2 separate regions of the Homo sapiens genome follow, and region 2 is linked to region 1. The links are chromatin loops, found by intact Hi-C in ENCODE. Cell type or tissue: endothelial cell of umbilical vein. All regions are shown on one strand. Region 1 overlaps HAT1 (histone acetyltransferase 1). Region 2 overlaps METAP1D (methionyl aminopeptidase type 1D, mitochondrial).

Evidence for each region. A loop is a pair of places that touch in the nucleus more often than their neighbours do. Peaks named below come from ENCODE experiments on the same cell type or tissue, not always from the same donor. Only the 100,000 strongest peaks of a DNase experiment are listed, where the experiment ranks them.
Region 2: it touches region 1 in a loop (2.3-fold over the local background); 1 of 110 quality-filtered maps calls a loop at or near these places.

The regions. Positions count from the first base shown.
Region 1 is chr2:171,960,563-171,964,562 of GRCh38, reverse strand. All of the region lies in intron 4 of HAT1 (histone acetyltransferase 1), which reads right to left. Among named protein-coding and RNA genes, the nearest start is that of METAP1D, 37 kb to the left of the region's middle. RefSeq lists an enhancer at 1-720. In endothelial cell of umbilical vein, no CTCF peak of the experiment used is centred here; no DNase peak of the experiment used is centred here.
Region 2 is chr2:172,050,242-172,054,241 of GRCh38, reverse strand. All of the region lies in intron 1 of METAP1D (methionyl aminopeptidase type 1D, mitochondrial), which reads right to left. Among named protein-coding and RNA genes, the nearest start is that of DLX1, 33 kb to the left of the region's middle. In endothelial cell of umbilical vein, no CTCF peak of the experiment used is centred here; a DNase peak (open chromatin) is centred at 1,771.

The DNA of each region.
Region 1 (4,000 bases):
AGTCTTACAATAAAGTATTGCTGCTTCTCACCAGGCAATAAAACTTAATGAATTGGTCTCAACTTAACAAAACCTTATCCCTCAATACAGTCCCTAAAAGCCTGACATTACATTCAACAAAATGAGCTTGTATTCTATTCAAACTTTTTCCTGAACAATGAGGCCAGGTTTTTACTTAATGGAGTTTGCCGTGAGTTCAGCTGTAATGTTTGTATTGTATCTATTTCCACAAGGACTGACACAAGAACACTTTGTGTTAACTTACTAAGCAGCTCTTTCATACCGTTTACATGCATGATGGGTATTAGTTCTAAACCAAGACCCTTGCTACTTAGCATTCAAAACAGGGAAATTAAGATGCTTAGGACAAAATACACTACAAAAGGCTAATACAACATGCTACTAATTCCTATCCTTTCAACCATCTTTTAACTAAGTAGAAGCAATGCACCTGCAGATGAATAGCACTTTATTATGATTCAGTTACATTTCAGGATAGAGAACCAGTGATGACGTTTATCACAAACAAGTTTTATTTTCAATGCTCTGGTACCACCAACATTTATATATAATTTGTTTATAGGTATAAAAAAGACCTATTATTGAAAATATAGCTCTTCAGCATTTTGCCCAACAGTTTATTTCTAATATGTACATCAGTCCTTGCAACTCATTCACACTCTAGATCAAATAAACTGCATTTCATAGGACAGTTTTTGCTTATTTTTAAAGTACTATTTGATAAATATTTTTCCTTGAAATTGCTAACATGAAGAGGCCATCGTAAGCATATTTTATAGTATCAGTACAATTTCAACAGCTATCAAGGAAACTGTCATAATGAGGGATAGCTGTAATAGATGTGTTGTGTAGCAATTAAAATCCAAAGTAGTGATGAGTAAAACAGTATAGTATGTTAGTTAAGGTTTTTAAAAAGCCAAGAAAAACTACTTTTAAAAAGGGATTTATAATCTATCAGTTTAAAAATCACTTTAAGACTTTCATAGCATGTATAATTTTAACTTTTAAAAACTTTCCTTATGTCCTGTCTTCTCAAGAAGGCATTGCAAATCACTTTACATATCTTGTATCAAATCTACTTCAAAGACTTCTCAGAAACTCTAAGTTTCAAGTAGCACTTTTGGTGGCGGGCAGAGCAACCAGAAGGTTTGAGCCCAACAAAGTTGAAAAAGGGCTTTCAGCCTTCAAAGGATGTCTATTTCCTGTAATAAATATCTTCAAATAAAATAGTTTGCTTTGTGTAAGTTTACACATTAAGAATTTTTACGGGGCAAAGGGCAATTTTAAAGCAAGGAATCTTTATATAATTATATAAATATATATTTATAAATAGTTATGTATATAAATATGTATCTGATATACTTACATAAAATATACAACTTAAAACCAAATAGTTCTTCAACCTAGAATTTACAACTTCGCTTCACTAAAGGGAAAATGTCTGCATTTCTCTATTAAATGGATTCTGCTTTAAGAAAAAAAAAAATCCTGACTACCATGTCTTAGAGATCTGTACTCTTTTCTCAAATATATAATTTAGTTTAATTTAAAATATTCGTCTTTCAGATTGGATTACTGATCAGATAATAAAATCAGCACAAGAGCAAGACCTCATTTAATCATTGTTAATTGAATAGAGTTAAAAATGAACAGAAACTTTTTAATTCCAATGTTTGTGGCTAAAAGTTTAGAATCTATTTCTGAAGATCACTGAAAAATTCCCTGTATTCCAGAGCATTATTCTAAACTTCAACTAAAATTATACAGAAATATAGAAAGGGTAAGAAATTCAGCTGACTAGACACACCAGGGAACTAGAATTTCAAAAAAATTTTTAAAAAGACACCAGGCTGGGCATGGTGGCTCACACCTATAATCCCAGCACTTTGGGAGGCCAAAATACGCACATCACCTGAAGTCAGGAGTTTGAGACCAGCCTGGCCAACATGGTGAAACCCTGTCTCTAATAAAAATACAAAAGTAGCTGGGCGTGGTGGTGTGCACCTGTAATCCCAGCTACTTGGGAGGCTGAGGCAGGAGAATCACTTGAACTTGGGAGGCGGAGGTTGCAGTGAGCCAAGACTGCGCCACTGCACTCCAGCCTGGGTGACAGGGTGAGACTCCGTCTCAAAAAAAGAAACCAGAATACAACCTGATATATTTAATTAACAAAGACATCTCTTACAAATGGTTTCCTAACGCTTGGTAATTTATTTTTAAAAAGGAAAGTGCAAAAGTATTCTAGTTAGATATTCTGGTAGGTGGGTCATTATGAAATATTTTTAGATTGTATACTATTTAACTATGGTCATTTCAAGTTCCAGTGTTCTGTACTTTATTACACATGAACATGTTCATATGGAGCAATTTTTGCATTTCCTCATTATTGAATAAAGCGATATGCCTGATAATTAGTAATCTATTTTTTTAATGTTTATATTTGTATTTATACACATTTGAAAACCCAATAACCTCTCTAACATCTTATCTTAAGCAGCACCATTTGTCTAAATTTGTCTAGTTATTTTTGAGATTGAAATTAAAGGCACGTTAAGTAGGTGGTAACATGTTGTTCTTTACTTGGCTAAAGTGGTACATAGACTTAACTATAATTCTAAGACTACCTAAAATATGCTAAAAAAAAAAAAAACAAGCAAAAGAAATTCTGTATCTACTTAATGTTCTCAATCTCATGTTCTCTGATAATATTTAAGCTTTAACTACAGAATGTATTGTTGAGAAATTAAAAGTGTGAACTTTTTCACTAATGGAAAAACAAAGGTCATATTATGTTTATTTACACTGCATTAGTATTTTGCTACTTGAACTAAACAAGATAAACTTGTCAATATATACTTTTAAAGCTCTTTATGATATTTCATAAAAAGTATTACTTATCAAGAACACCATCACAATTTGAAATTTTACTAGTCTACCAAAGATTTTTTCGAAATTTCTGGAAGTATGTAGGATTTTCCTAGAAAGAGGCTAAACACTCCATAAAATTTTTAAAATCTGCTCTCATATCCTCTCAAATTCAATCCAATTAGTGGGACACTAGGATAAAATAACTGAAATTCACAGTTAATACAAACTTTATCCATCTATTTCAACTTCCTGTACCAAACTTTTCCCAGAAATGCTAGCAATTAGCAAGACAACAATCTTAGTTACCCACTACTTCACTAAAAGGCAATGAAATTACCCCCAAGAAAAGGCAGGAGGTTTTTGTTTTTAAGACAAGAGTCTTGCTCTGTCACCTAGGCTGGAATGTAGTAGTGTAACCATAGCTTACTGCAGCCTTGACCTCCTGGGCTCAAGAGATCCTTCTGTCTCAGCCTTCCAAGTAGCTGGGACTACAGGAGCATGCCATCATGCCTAGCTTTTGTTTTCGTTTTTTGAGACAGAGTCTTGCTCTGTCACCCAAGCTGGAGTACAGTGGCGCGAACTCGGCTTCCTGCAACCTCCACTTCCCGAGTTCAAGTGATTCTCCTGCCTCACCCTCCTGAGTAGCTAGGACCACAAGCACGCACCACAACACCTGGCTAATTTTTGCACTTTTGGTAGAGATGAGGTTTCACCATGTTGGCCAGGCTAGTCTCAAACTCCTGACCTCAAGTGACCTGTCCACCTCGGCCTCCCAAAGCGCTGGGATTACAGGTTTGAGCCACCACGTTCAGCATTTTTTTTTTTTAATAGGCAGGGTCTTATTATGTTACCAAGGCTGGTCTCAAATTCCTGGCCTCAAATGATCCTCCTGAGTCAGCCTACAGAGTAGCTGGCATTACAAGCACAGAGCAGGAGGTGTTAATAAAAGCAAAGGTCAAGGACAACCAGATGAAAAAATCATCAGTGTCTGAATAATCAAGTTTATTGTATTGTAAAATTCAGAATTATGTTTCCTTTAAAGATGGTGGCTAGTAGAGATTTTATAGGCATCTTAATTGTGACTGAAGAATTTTAGGTGCAACTAGAGCAT
Region 2 (4,000 bases), 90 kb before region 1:
CCAGGAGGAATGCATTTTAAATAACGAATGTTGCTGCACACAACATGCCCTATATTTATTGGCCTCTTACTCAGGGTCCATTTTAATTGTTATCTGCTCATGCATCCTATACCACATAATGAAATGCTTCCATTTCACCCACTGAGCCCTGGGTTTTCATGTGCACCTTTACTAATGACCCTTAATTAAGCTGATTTTATCCCTGAAAATGTGAGTTTTCTTTTGGTCAATAAGTATTTTTAAGGGAGAGGTCTGAATGAACTTTCAAAGAGACATTTAAAATGCTTATTATTTTAAGCAGTTGTAAAACTGAACAAAGTACATTTGTACTCAAGTTTGGACTACCAACACATATATTTTTCATTGTATGTTTCCAGGGAAGCACTTTCACCCTGCAGTGTGCCATCAATCCTCAGTTACGTTACACTGCAGAGGTATCAAATATCTGGGTAGAAAACAACACAATAATGTAGCTTGGCACTACTTTACATTAGCTAACAATGTCAACCAGAGATAATATGTGATTTAAAAGACACCCTGTAAAATGTCTTACTGAATATATTTTTTCATAATGATCAGTAAATGCCAAAGTCTAGTAACAAAACTATTATTTATAGCATGTTAACATCTAATTGATTTTACAAATGGAGGCAATTATTTTGGATGAAGAGAGGAATGCCTGCCAGATTTAAATGATTTATGATTACCAAGAGAGAAAAACAACAATGTTTTGCTAATTCATTTTCAAATATGGTTCTTACATTCATTGATGATTTTAATTTTAAACCAAATGATTTGCTTAATAATATATTAACTTTAACAAGAAAAAAAACCCAACTTACTTTGTGACAGCAATCTGATACATTTTTAACTGTTTAAAAATGTTGCCTCCTACAGTAAGCTCAGAAGGGACTATAGCATAGGAATATATTTTCGGGGTGCTGATTTAGACCCACAGAAAGATCACACTTCATGAACTCCAACCAATTACTCAGAGTAGGAGCACAGGCTCTTACAGCGCTGTGTGCTTCAAGTCCATGAGAACACTGCAAATGCATCCATGCCTTATATTTCTTGACCTAAAACACTGATTGCTTGACATGTTTCATAACTTGTACAAATGTTGCTAAAGAAAAATTAAATAGTCTGCATCACTTGATATAACTCTTTTATTGATTTTTATAATCTAGTACTAAGGTGTACGTTTCAAAATAAATGAGAAAGATTGAAGGTTCCTTCCCATCTCAAGGCAACTATAAAGCAGAAGAGAAGCTCACATTTCATGAGAAATAACCTATGCATTTGCTGAGGGAAAAAAAACCACATGCACTACTAGGGAATGCCCCAGGCTGAAGCAGATACTGATTGGGCAAAGCTAAAGGACAAGAGCCCTTGAAACTAAACAAAAGCAAATTCATCTGTTGACAGATGTTGATTACATCAAAGCAACAAGGAACTCCCCCAATTCCCAATTTTTAAAACAATTAATACAGCTCTATAATCTACACAATAAGGACAAAGTTAAGTTTTTTAACCGATCATAATAAACATTAGTGAACTTGTTTTAAAAGAGTTTCAGTTCAGTTACAGACTATTCTAGTGTGTTTTTAGCTATGGGCTTCTCCAAACAGTGGTTTATTCATTCCCATGGACATGCCTGGGAAGCCAAGCTGGCCATACCATCAGCCCCTTCCTTCCAGGGGTTAACTGCTCTGGCTGCCAAATAAAATACAGAGCGAGCCATGTAATTATGGAGACAGTCAAAGGGCAGGCTCTATTTTGAAATCTATTTGCACAGACAAGGTCTTCCAATTGAACTTACAGGAAACAAGCTGGTAAAGAGCCTCCTTTTCCCCAGATGCTTTCCACACTTTTTCTCCAATGCAGGAAATCGTGGATATGGACACCATACACCACTGCTTCCTGGATTTCAAGCTAAGATGCCATTACAGAGAGAAAAGTGGATCTGTTTCACCAACCTTTAAAAAACATTTTTTTGGCCTAATTAACAGCATTTGGCAACAGCCTCTGGATGATAAAGCCACAGTGTTTATTAAACAACATTTCTAAAGAGGATGCAGGCCCAGTTGGTATGCAGGTGTTGGAAAACAGCTCATTTTCTTTAATGCTGAAAATAAAGCACATAGTTGAATCTAAAATATGTGGGCATAATACTTGTCTGAAATAAATATTCTACTTCACATCCAACCGTGTTGTCCTTGAAGTTATTTTTACTTAAGACCACTAAAACAGTAACAAAGATCCCACAGAAATAAAAAGGAAATGTGTGCAATATTTTAAATGACAAAAAAGTCATAACTCACTTTTATGCTGAAACATAAAAGTTTATCCTAGTTGTTTACTGCTCTAAGTTTGCAATTTTTATGAGGATGCATCATTCTCATATTAAGGTAGGACTGGGTCACTACTACTAATAAAATTCACCTCAAATGAAGTTGAGATGGATACTGGTCTGTAGATGTCAGAATTCATCTACAGCCTGGGAGTCTTGGTTCTAGAAAAGATGAACTGGAAAGTCAGTCACAGAGCGCTTCTGGGGAGAGGAAGGGCAGCAGCCTGAGGGTACCCTCTTCCAATAATAACAACATTTAAGAGTGGTGCCCAGGTCACTGCAAAACGTGACCTTCCCCAAGGCCTAATCAGGAAGTTGGCGCTATACTATATACCTCCTCCTTTAAATAAAATTATCAATAGCAACTGATAGAGTATAACATCAATGACAAGTTCAGAAATGTTTTACGAAAACACTTCATTTTGCTTCTTTACAAAAGCTAAATCTGTTAATATGTGATTATTCACTAATGTACACCACCAGCACACAGGCATCTGTATTTAAAACAAGAAGCATTCCCCTCTTTTTGGGAAACTAAAACACCTCAACCTACTCTAGAAACACAGATCTATAAACATTCCTACTTAATAATATAGGCTCCTGCTTGTGAGTCTAGGAAAAAAAATTCCTTTAGGCTAGCCGAATTATAGCTGGGGGAAGGGTGCCAAAGATTATAGTCAGAACTCAAGTATAAAACTAAAAGCTGATCATTTGGTGGATAAGTAGAAGTTACATAGAAATGTTTAATTTGTACAATAGGGCTATTGCATGGAATTTCTCCATTTGAGACAAAAAAAGTTTACTTCAAAATTTAAATTCATCTTTATAAAGTATTGAGTCACAATGAAATGGTATATACTTGGCAAATCCCATTGTCTCTCAGCTAAAGTTTAGAGAAAAGCAGCTTTTTAGCACTTCAACAATACATATACTCAGGCAACTTCTTGGACAAAGAAATATTGTATCCTTACAGAGGAAATAAAGAAGCTGTTTATTAGGGCCGTGGTTAAAATGTAATAATTCATTCTAGTTGAGCCCTGTGAAAAATGTCATCAAAATATCATTTTCTTTGTCAGATTTTCTGGATGCCTTAATATCATTTAAACACAGAATAAAAGACAAGCTCTCATCAGAGTAGAAGCACAACACTAAAATGAACCAAAACCAAATGCTCTGTCAAAGTTATAGGAAAGAATTTCACACAGTCCTGCTACCCAGGGAATGCACACTTCTAGGTTAGCACAGAACATCTGGCAAATTTCAACCTTCCAAAGTCTCTCAAAAGAAACATTCCTGTTACCTCACACACTTTGGTTAAAGAAGAGGAAAATAGAATGATTTTATATTAAAGCACACAAATCAGAACCAGAAAGAGCAATTTCATAGGAATCACACATGGAACTGAATTTTAGAGAAAGTCTATATAAAAACATCATGAGTTTTTTAAAAAAAAACTGATATAGTAACAAAATCCTTCTTTAATTCTTAAAAAAACCTCCAGACTATTCATAAATACTACTGTCATATACTACTTAAAATATTAGTTATTTTGTATTAAAATGCCCAATAACAGAAGATATGAGGGCTTATAATCTATGATCAAAAGCACAGCTTTAATATATTTTTAAATTACATTAAAGCATTTGA